2 separate regions of the Homo sapiens genome follow, and region 1 is linked to region 2. Evidence: read pairs that join two places in POLR2A ChIA-PET (ENCODE). Cell type or tissue: Panc1. All regions are shown on one strand. Links, peaks and the distances in the headings refer to the core of each region. The heading gives the core; the rest is flanking DNA. Region 1 holds the start of ATP6V0C (ATPase H+ transporting V0 subunit c). Region 2 holds the start of BRICD5 (BRICHOS domain containing 5).

Evidence for each region. Peaks named below come from ENCODE experiments on the same cell type or tissue, not always from the same donor. Only the 100,000 strongest peaks of a DNase experiment are listed, where the experiment ranks them.
Region 1: POLR2A ChIA-PET joins it to region 2 with 14 read pairs; 5 of 35 experiments call an interaction of 5 or more read pairs at or near these places.

What each region holds. Positions count from the first base shown.
Region 1 is chr16:2,508,854-2,516,239 of GRCh38, forward strand. ATP6V0C (ATPase H+ transporting V0 subunit c) reads left to right here and starts at 5,099. Exons shown (of 3, transcript NM_001694.4): 1 at 5,099-5,329. The coding sequence starts at 5,251. RefSeq lists enhancers at 984-1,093, 1,154-1,223, 2,221-2,824, 3,615-3,909 and silencers at 4,815-5,294, 5,715-5,854. In Panc1, for the core only: no CTCF peak of the experiment used is centred there; no DNase peak of the experiment used is centred there; H3K4me3 peaks cover 2,259 bases; H3K27ac peaks cover 1,628 bases.
Region 2 is chr16:2,209,218-2,212,279 of GRCh38, forward strand. BRICD5 (BRICHOS domain containing 5) reads right to left here and starts at 1,646. Exons shown (of 6, transcript NM_182563.4): 1 at 1,566-1,646; 2 at 1,305-1,433; 3 at 909-1,064; 4 at 733-834; 5 at 336-489; 6 at 36-239. The coding sequence starts at 1,616. The coding sequence ends at 145. It overlaps PGP (phosphoglycolate phosphatase), which reads right to left. Exons shown (of 2, transcript NM_001042371.3): 2 at 2,376-3,062. MLST8 (MTOR associated protein MLST8) reads left to right here. Exons shown (of 9, transcript NM_022372.6): 9 at 1-236. RefSeq lists a silencer at 901-1,091 and an enhancer at 2,531-3,062. In Panc1, for the core only: no CTCF peak of the experiment used is centred there; no DNase peak of the experiment used is centred there; H3K27ac peaks cover 571 bases.

The DNA.
Region 1 (7,386 bases), core at 4,887-7,386, 300 kb after region 2:
GTGCTCAGGGAACTGAATGAATGGATCAGGGTCTGAGGCGGGCAAGGGCTGCGGCGGTGAGCCCTGACCCCCTGGGTGGAGTGTGAGGAGGCCGTGTTGGCCTTCAGGGTGCACCCTGAAACCAGACATGGGGTCCAGGCTGCCTAGGGCTGAGCGTTTATCTGACACCCGTTCTGAAAAACCTGGTCGTGGTGCAGGTGCAGCCCCCGGCCCTGGTCATTTGGAAGTTTGTGTCCAAAAAAACCCAATGGCTACTATAGCACCTGTGAGCCAATGGGGTCCTCCACCTGCCCACCTGCCTGCAGAAGAAACGCCGAACACTGCTGCCTAGTGGTCAGGGCCGGCTGGACTCCCTGCCCACCCCACTGGGTCCTCAAAGAGGAGGGCCCACTCAGGCCCTTTTCCATCAACCCTGAAAGCTTGGGGTGAGCGAGAAGGGGGAGCTGCCCTGTCCTTGGGGTCATTGCAGTCGTCTGCCTCCAACCTCTTGCCCCCTCAGTGCCTGCTGTCCAGCGGGAGCAGCTCAGGGCTCCACCTCCCCTGCCGCCCTCGACTTTGGGGAGCCTCCTTGCACCAAGCAGCTTGTACGGTGCCGAGTCCTACTTGCACCACGTTGTCTTTACCTCTGGCATTTTATTTTATTTAAACATGGGAGGCAGAGCTTGCGGTGAGCTGAGATTGCGCCACTGCAATCCAGCCTGGGTGACAGAGTGAGACTCCATCTCAAAAACAAAAAACAAAAAACAAAAAACTTCACTGTATCATTGTTTAAGCCTTAACTTTTAATGATAAGAAAATAAAGCACCTTTGGTCATACCCCTGATGGTACACCTGTGTTCTTGGCCCATTTCCTCCGGCCCTGCTGGGGCCACACATGGCTCTCCTGGAAGCAGGTCAAGAGTGCCCAGTGCCATCTCCCAGCATTGTGCCCCTCTGGGTGTGTCCTCAGGGCAACTCAGAAGGATAGCTGTCTCCAGGAGCAGGTGCCTGCAGGGACACTGTCATCTGCAGATGAGGCTGCCCCCCAGCCCTTTGTGATGGCTTCTTCCGGAGAAGTTGATCTCCCCAGTCACTCTTGGGACTTTATTCCTTGTCTCTTTATCCCCATCCTCCCCTACCCTTGCCGGGGTCTCTGCAAAATGCTGCTGGTCCCTCCTGCAGAAGCCCACCCTACATTTCTCTACGGCTTCTGTTGGGGTCTCTGACCTGAGTTTCTCAAAGCCCCTCCCCCAGTTCCTGGAAATCCCCGCTGCTGTAGCAGTGACAGGCCAGGGGCTCGTGACTTGTGGTTTCACGCCAGGGGGGACGTAGCTGTGAGGGAGGAGAGAGATGTGTGTCCCTGGCCATCCCCACCCCAGAGTCCACTCCACCCTGGGGTCCTGCCCGGTGCTGGGAGACCAAGGAGAAGGAGATCTGGGTCCTTCCTAGACCTGTCACTGGTCATCAGTCATCTGTGGAGCCCACCACAGAGGCAGGCCCTGGAGCTCCAGTTTCAGGTTCCCTTGGCAGCTGCTAGCTGGATGCCTGGCAAGGCTCTTAACCTTCTGAGGCCTGTTTCGCTGACCAGAAAATGAGGGTCACGGTGAGAGTGAGGGGTGACGGTGCCCAGACAGGGCCTGGCCCACCCTGGTGCTCAGGAAATCTCTCCTGTGTGTGTCTGGCACCCTACCAGGTCAAGGACACAGAAAAAGAGTCACAGCGACCCTCAGTGGGGGAGGCAGTGAGCGGAAAAAAAAAATCACAGAGGTTGGGCGTGGGCTCACGCCTGTAATCCCAGCACTTTGGGAGGCCGAGGCAGGTGGATCACGAGGTCAGAAGATCGAGACCATCCCGGCTAACACGGTGAAACCCCATCTCTACTAAAAATACAAAAAATTAGCCGGGCGTGGTGGCCGGCGCCTGTAGTCCCAGCTACTCCAGAGGCTGAGGCAGGAGAATCGCTTGAACCCGGGAGGTGGAGGTTGCAGTGAGCCAAGATCGCGCCACTGCACTCCAGCCTGGGTGACAGAGTGAGACGCCATCTCAAAAAAAAAAAAAAAAAAATCACAGAGTGTGAGGGGAGCATCCAGAGAGGCCTGAAGGGGGTGTCTGAGGAGGAAGAAGGAGGGGAAGGAAAGTGGGGGCTTCCTGGAGGAGGTGGTGTTCTAAATACTGAGACCCATTTCTTTTTTTTTTTTTTTGAGACAGAGTCTCACTCTGTCGCCCAGGCTGGAATGCAGTGAGGCTGTCTCAGCTCACTGCAACCTCCGCCTCCCGGGTTCAAGCGATTCTCCTGCCTCAGCCTCTGCAGTAGCTGGGATTACAGGTGTGTGCCACCACGCCCAGCTAATTTTTTGTATTTTTAGTAGAGACAGGGTTTAACTGTGTTAGCCAGGAGGTCTCCATCTCCTGACTCGTGATCCACCCGCCTCGGCCTCCCAAAATGTTGGGATTATAGGCACCCCGCCAACTGAGGTGCATTTCTTAAGTAGGGAGTGAGGAAGAGAGTTGGTGCAGACACAGGTGATGCAGACACGTTGGGGGGCTGGTGATGAGAAGCGGGAGGGGACCAGGGAGGGCTCTTGAGGGGCCGAAGGATTCCAGGATGGAAAGTGCCCTTTGGAAAGAACCTGTGGCTTTAAGGTGAAGACTCGGTTGATTGGGGGTAGGCGATGAGAAGACCTAGGCCAGGCAGCGGCAGGGGCAGGGGCGCGGGCGCGGACACAAGCTGGGGAGGCAGGATCTCGGGATCCTGAGTAATACAGAGTGGGGAGGGAGCAGTGGCGTGACGTCAGGCTGCGGGGGGATGGGCGTGCCTTCTGCGGGAATGGAAATAGCCCAGTGGAAGGTGGTGGTGAAGGGGTGGGGGCGAGCTCAGCTTCAGACACGCCAGCTTGAAGTGTCAGGAGCCACACTGGAGACCCGGTGTGACCTCTCACACTAGAACTTAGGCAGAAAATGAATGGGTAAGAGGCCAGTGAGCACAGCTGACCCACTCCCTGCTCCTGCAAGAGGGAAGTCTCTCCACGTCCCCATGTCCCCAGTCCTGGTGTTTCAGCCACAATGGAGTTAGGTGCTCTTTGCCCACCCTACAATGTTTTGTTTGAGACGAGGTCTCACTTTGTTGCCCAGGCTGGTCTTAAACTCCTGGGATCAAGCAATCCTCCTGCCTCGGCCTCCCACAGTGCTGGGATTACAGGCGGGAGCCACCGTGCCCAGCCCACCCCTGAGCTTGGACTGTGCTGTTTCTCCATGGTGGGCTGCTCTGCGCCACCTTTCCTTGGTCTGAATTCGGCCCCAGGCACAGCCTTCCTGGCCTAGGCTTTCCTGGAGGGCTTGGAGTTATGGGGGCAGGCACTGGTGTTGCTCTCACTCAGAGGGCGGTCGGGGCTGGAATGGTGCAGGTGAGGGACAAGACGGCGTAAGATGGGGGACAAAGCCAGGGAAAGGATGGGATCAAGCAGGGGAAGGGCAGAGCTAGGGGTAGCCCTGGGTATGCCAGGACCTGCAGCAAAATTGGGGCTACAGGGCCTTGTGACTCCAGGAAGAATGAGGGCGTCTGAGATTTAGGAAGTCCGCAGGAGAGAGGAGAGTGTGTGGAGAGGGTGGCAGGCCACGCAGCACAGAGGTCCACTTGGACAGCCTGACAGATGTCCTTCTGCTTAGAGAAATGGCGGTCACCAGTGACCTTGGCAAGGGCAAGGAGCTGGAGAGGGAAGGGCAGGTGAGGAGGTGGAGACAGAGTGAAGATTCGTCTTCTCAGAAACAAGGGCCGGGCAAGAAAGAGGGAGGAGCAGAAAGGGCCTCTGGCCGTATCTGTTGCCTCCTCTCCTTTGAACCAGGACAGACTTAGGGACTTTCACGGGCTGCAAGTTCCAAGAGTGGCAGACCCAGGCTAGCCTGGGGAAGGGGCTTGAGGGAGGCTCCTGCTGGGGAAGGTGGGGCTGAGTCCAGCAGGAGGGCCAGACCAGGGGCCATGACCCCATTGCCTACATAGAGAAGGTGATGAGCCAGCATCCAGGCTACTCAGGGAGAGCTCTAACCCAGGATGAGGCCTTAGAGCTCAAAGGACACTCAGGCCTGGTGGCAGCTGCCCAGGGCCCCTGAAAGGGGGAATGGAGATCAGGCAGAGGGGGTGCCAGGGACTGCCACACAGGATCAGTAGGGCAGCGCCAGCCCTGGCTGGGCTGCTTTCACGGCTGCGGGAACCGCTCCAACTGCTCCAGAAAGACAGAAAGATGGCCCTGAAGGTGCAGGCTTTGCGTGAGTGGGTGGCTGCAAGGACAGGTGGGAGGACCAGGACGCCAGAACGTGCAGAGCCCGGGGGGCCTCCAGAGGTCGCAGTTCCGACAGGGCTTCCACCAGTCATGCCTACATCTTGAGGGGCAGAGACACACCCCACTAATGTTTGGGTCCCTGATGCAAAGGCAGAGACAGGTGCGGGGAGGGGGTCCTTTTTCTCCGAAGCGAGAGGTGAAGTCACCAACTGCTGGGTCAGAGGCAGTAGGTCTGGGTCTGGAGGAGACTGGGGACAGGGTGGAGGGAGGTGACCGCAGCCACGGGCTGGGACTTCACAGGTGTGGGCTGGGGGCTTTTCCGGACGCTGTGGCAGAGGAGGCCCGCGCGCCGCACATCTGCTGGGACCCTTAGCTCGCCCAGGATTGGTAGGGAGATCCTGGAAGACCAGCGCCCGGAGGGGTGAGGCCCCGTCTTGGGGGCAAGGCCGCGAAACCACGGCCTGCAGCTTCACGCCAGGGGTACAAAGAAAAGCGTCGCCGGGAACCCAACACCTGCAGACGACGCGCAGCCGCAGAGGAGGCGGGGCGTCCGAGGCCCCGCCCCGTATGCTAATGAAGCACACACCACACCGCCCCGCCCCGGCGCGAGACCGGTCCAACGCTGCGGAGATCCAGAGGCCGGCGGCGCCCGGAAACACCCGCGGAGGCCGAGGCAGGGCGGGGCCGGGCGCCGGGGCCGGGTCGCTGGGCGGGCGGCACAGCCCGGGGGAGGTCAACGGGCCGGCCGGGCGTCCCGGGGACGCGTCTCCCCCACGGTGCGAAGTGGTACGGCTCGCAGGGGCGGGGCCCAGGTCATGTGACGCGGCCGCGGCCGCCATTTTGTTCTGCGGTGCTGGTATTTAGAGCGCAGCGGCTGACGGGCCGGATCGCCTTCGCCGCCGCCCGCCCGCAAACCTTCGTGCCCGGCCCGTCCTCGCCCCCGCCTCCGCCACCGCCTCGGCCCGCAGAGCTTGCCCCCTCCCCACCCGCAGACATGTCCGAGTCCAAGAGCGGCCCCGAGTATGCTTCGTTTTTCGCCGTCATGGGCGCCTCGGCCGCCATGGTCTTCAGCGGTGAGCGCGGCGGCGGGAGGGACTCGGGGGCGGGGGCGCGCGCGTTGCTCATGCCCGCAGCTCGCCGGGGTCCGGTGTGTGACGTCACTCTGACGTAATCCCGAGCTGTCGGGGGCGCCCGGGCCTCGTGTGACAGCGGGCGGGGGTCGGCGCCCCGAGGGCTGCGGGGAGCCGCCGGGGGTCCGGGGCGCAGGGCGTGCGGGCCTGGCCGGGGTGTGAGTCTCGGGGGTCCGGGCCGGCGGCCCTGCCAGCCGGGTCGTGCGGTTGCGGGGGTGGGGCGGCGGCGCCGCTGCCATATTAGCCCCGGGAGCGGCGAGAGGGAGGCTGGGGTGGGGGCGCGAGGGGGGCGGCGCGAGGGGGGCCGATTCTGCGGGCAGGTGACATCACACCTCGAAGGCCCCAGTGCGCGGGCGGCGGCGCGGGTCCGGCCCAGGAACGCCCAGCCGGTCGCTGGAGCTTTCCGGCTGGTGGGGAGCCCATGTCCCCCACGGGAGGTCCTCAGCCCTCGCCCTTATGGCGGCCGGCCCCGAGGGTCAGGTGGGTCTCACCCACAGGCAGGTACTTCCGGTTGGAGCTGGTTACAGTTGCCCAATACCCGTGTCGCTGTGTGGGCTGTTTGGGAAAGCTGGGCTGAGGGCTTGGTTCGGAGAGCCCGCGGAGACCCGGGTGGGAGTGTGTGGAAGTGGAGGGAGCGGGGAGACAGCAGCATCGGCGCTGGCGGGGCTGTGTAGCTTGCAGAGGGTCTGTGCTCTGAGGTGGGTGAGAGGGTGGCATGGGTGTCCGAGTTTATGGGATCCAGTCGTTGCCCTCAGGACTGAGGCTTCCAGTTGTGGTCCTAATGAATGGAGGGGTGAATGAATGACCTTCCTTTCCCTCCCTGAGGCCTGAAGTTGGGAGGGGCTTCCCTGGGCTTGGAGAAGGGGCCTTCTAGGGTTCTTGGTGGCACCCTGCTTTTGAAATTGGGCCTTGACAGGTCCTGGGCGTCCAATTTAGTGACAATTGGTCTCCCTGGGAGAATGGCACTTGGGCTAGGGCTAGGCCCAGGAATGTGGGTCCGACGAGTTAAGTTCTGGCCCAGTCTCAGCCTCCGTGGACTGGCCTGGCCTGGTCTGATTTCCGCCTCCGTGGTTAGGTCTGGTTTTAGCTTTGATGACCGTGCCCTGCCCCACCCTGCCTGGTGGCCTGGGGAGGCTCCTAGTGCAGATATGTGGAGGGTTTGAACTCCAAACAGTCTCTGCTGACTGTAAACACCTGTGGGGTGGGGGCTTGGAGCTCTCTGTTCTCTTGCGGGCCTCCTTCTGCCTGGGCCTGTCTGCCATTCGTGAGTGAGCCCTGGCCTTCCCGTCGTGTGCAAGTAAGGGGTCATTTGTGGTGGAAGAAGTGGTCTAGACTTCTCCTTCCCCCTAGGCACCGCCTGCTCTTTCCACAGACTCAAGGCTTCTCCCAACAGGCTGCCGAGCCCTTCCCCCCAGCCTCCTCTGTTCTTTGCCCTCAGAATGCCTTCAGAGATTCCATTTTGCCTGGCCACCTGTGGGGTATTAGCTTGTGGCTGTCACTCATTCATCCAAACAATCTTGATTGAGCGCTTACTATGTGCCAGGTACTGGTAGGACAGCAGTGAACAAAATGGGATCCCCGCCCATGTGGAACTTAAATTCTAGCTGTTGCTGCTTGCCCTTGAAGCCCTGAGTTTGTCCACCAAGCCCTTTTTCTGCACCCAGCTCCTTTCCTCTCTCTCCGTCAAGACCTACACAGGTCTTTGGGCAGCCTGACCAGCAGGTGTCTGGAAATTGAGAACACGGTATTGCTGGCCTAGGCCTTTCCTGCTTATCCCTGGCTCTTCGGGATAAACGTGGCTTACTGTGGCTCTCCAGGAGCTGACCTCTGACTTCACTTGGCCAATTCAGACAACTGCTTTTTTTTTTTTTTTTTTTTTTCTCCCCTCCTCAAGACAGGGTCTTGCTCTGTTTCCCAGGCTGGAGTGCAGTGGTGTGGTCATGGCTCACTACAGCCTCAACCTCCCAGGCTCAAGCAATCCTCCTGCCTCAGCCTCCTGA
Region 2 (3,062 bases), core at 563-3,062:
CAGGGCCTCGGTCCATAGAGAACACCACCACCATGGCCAGGTGGAAGGGTTTATTAGTCCCTGCCAGCAGCTGTCCTCCCTGGTGCAGGTGGCCTGGCCAGCCCACTGGATTGGGGACGGGCCAGGCTGGGCCAGGTCGGGGGCTCAGTCTGGGAGGTAATAAAAGCAGACCGACACGCAGATGTTGCTCGGGAAGCAGATGTCGATGCAGAGATAAATCAGCCGCTGTCTCCGGGGCCCTGTGGCGAGGGTGCCGTGAATCTCCAAGGGCTCCGCCCCCAGCTCCTCAAACCATCCCGAGGGCCTGGCCTTCCCCCACAGCGGTCCTGACTCACCCTCTGCTCGCCGGGCCCAGTAGATGGGGGTCCTCATGCACAGGCGCTGCACCAAAGCCCCCGCCTGGGCGGGGTCCACTTCGAGGCTCCCCTGCACTGCCAGCAGCTCCTGGGTGTGGTGGGTGTCCTGGCTGGGGACCCAAGCCTCTTGGACCTGTTGAGAAGGCTCTGGTGGGCGGTGGGACAGGGCTGCTCCCTGCTCCTGGCTTGGCAGGGCCGGGTACCCTCCAACCCCCAGTGATGTCCCCACCCTCAGCTCTTGTCAGCAGCCTGGGCTTAGGGCGGAGAGAGCTTCCTGTTCCCTGAAACCACAGCTCCAGCCTGTCCCGTACTGGGCTGCACACAGGACCCTTTGTCTAGCCCCTGGCCCGGGCCTGCGCCCAGCAGGACGGCTCACCTTGGAGGTATCCACCAGCAGCCGCAGGGTCTCCCGATCACTGTCCTCCATCAGGCGGAGGAAGCAGACCTGGTGCTCCTCAGGGCGGTAACAGATGCAGCCCTGGGGAGGCAGGGGGGTGAGGCGGGGCCCCCCAGACCGACACCTGCCAGGGTGACCCCTCCCTGCCCACTCACGCTCTGCCCGTCGAACAGCACCGCCCAGCTGTGGTTGCTCTGAGGTGGGGTCACTGTGATGGTCGCCGCGTTCCGGGCCACGTCCACCAGGATGGTTTGGTTGGGCCGGGGCATGTGGGGGCTCGGGAGGGTCATTCGCAGCGTCTGCAGCCTTGGCTGGCAGTGGGAGTTGGAGTTCAGCCGGGCAGCTGTGCAACCCCAGCACAGCCTCCAGCTCTGGGCTGCAGGACTCCTGACACCCCTGAGTGGGCCCTTCCACCCCTTGGTCCTCTGGCTGTCTGCTCCTAGGTGGTGTCACTGCCTGCTCCGCACCCTTGCTCTGCTGGAGGCTGGGATATGCCAGCTTCCCTTCTCCCTTTCCACTGTCCATGTCCCTGGTGCTGAGGAGGGGCTCACCTTGGGAGGGCCCTGAGCAGAGCCAAGAAGCCCTCCAGCCACAACCCCCACAGCGGCCAGCACCAGCAGCAGCAGCAGCAGGAGCAGGCTCACGGCTCTCCAGCCCCCGCAGGAGGGCTTGGTCTTCACCTGGGCGTGCATCAGGGTCAGAAGGGTCATGAGGGTTAGACATCAGGGAGCAAGTGGGCTGGGGAAGGGAGGGGCTGGGTGGCCTGGGGCACCCCCTGGGTCCTTGCTGCAGGAGTAACGGGAGGCACTCACCCCTGTAGGCCCAGGTTTGGGGCGCTCAGCACAGCAGCTTGCTGGTTCCATCCTGCAGCCCCTGCTCACAATGTGCCGATTGTCTGCGTCCCTTGTCTGCAGCCTTGGCCAGGGGAAACTCAGAACAGAACCCCTCCCCTCCTGACCCTGCGCCTCCCCCTCAGCTCTGGATCTGATATCCAGGTCAGAGCCAGGACAGCCCCTCCTCCCACCTGGGGGATGCCTGTCACCAGGCCCGGCTCCAGACACCTGGCCTGTGCAGACTGGAGCTCAGGGTCTGGGAGGCGTAGGGCTCGGCCGCGTGGAAATCCAGTCCGGCTGACCGACTGGAGGGCAGCCCAGGCCCGGCCAGGGTGACTCGCTAAGTGTGGTTGGGGTGGATTTCGTTTTCCTAAAGTGGCCTGAGTCTGTCAGGTTATCCTTGACTCCCAGAGTTGGGCACAGGGCCTGACACGCCACAAGCTGTCAATACGTGCCTGTTCAGTGAATGACAGGTGTGGGACTGTGCACCCCCAGCCACTTCCCAGCCCCCGCACACCCAAGACCGGGGGTTCCTGAAGCCTGGACCACAGACAGGCAGCCTGCTGGAGCCTGTGCCCCTGGGACAGTCAGGCCAGCCTCGGGGGCCCGCCTAGCCCAACTTTTTTTTTTTTGAGACGGAGTCTCGCTGTGTCCCCCAGGCTGGAGTGCAGTGGCGTGATCTCAGCTCACTGCAACCTCTGCCTCCCGGGTTCACACAATTCTCATGCCTCAGCCTCCCTAGTAGCTGGGATTACAGATACATGCCACCAAGTCCCGCTAATTTTTGTATTTTTAGTAGAGATGGGTTTTCACCATTTTGGCCAGGCTGGTCTTGAACTCCTGATCTCAAGTAATCCACCTGCCTCAGCCTTCCAAAGCGTTGGGATTACGGGTGTGAGCCACTGCGCCCGGGCCAGCATTACTTCTGAGCTCTGCTCCCTGCCCTGGGCGCTCTGACACGGCAGCCCACCAGCTTCACTCCAGGGCCCTTTGCTTCCCTGGCTTCCCTTTGTGCCTGGCTTTCCCTCATTCTTCAAAACATCTTCCTCTGAACCAGGCTGGGAGTGGGCAGTTGGCATTCCAGCTCTGGAGTTGGAACCCCAGTTACCCATCTACTTTGAGTCCTCCCACCCGTGGTGAGACGGCATCACCCGGGCCAATGCAAGGTGAGAGCAAGGACACCTGAGCCAGTGTGGGTTTGAGAGTTTAATCTGTGCTCTGGCGCCCACAGTGCTGCAGCCCCTCATGGGCCAGAGACAGGATGCACGGGGACTCCCAGCCCCTACCCGGCAAGAGAGGCATCACTGAGGCTGCATCTGCCATGCGCTCCTGGTGTGACTGCACCCTGTCAGGCCAGACCCGGCTTGAGCCAACTTAGCCAAGCCAGCGTCAGTGTCACCAGCCTCATGGGTGGAGCCACCCTCATGCTGCTCTGCAGCACCCTCTGAACCCGATATCCCAGGCCTGGGAGGTGCT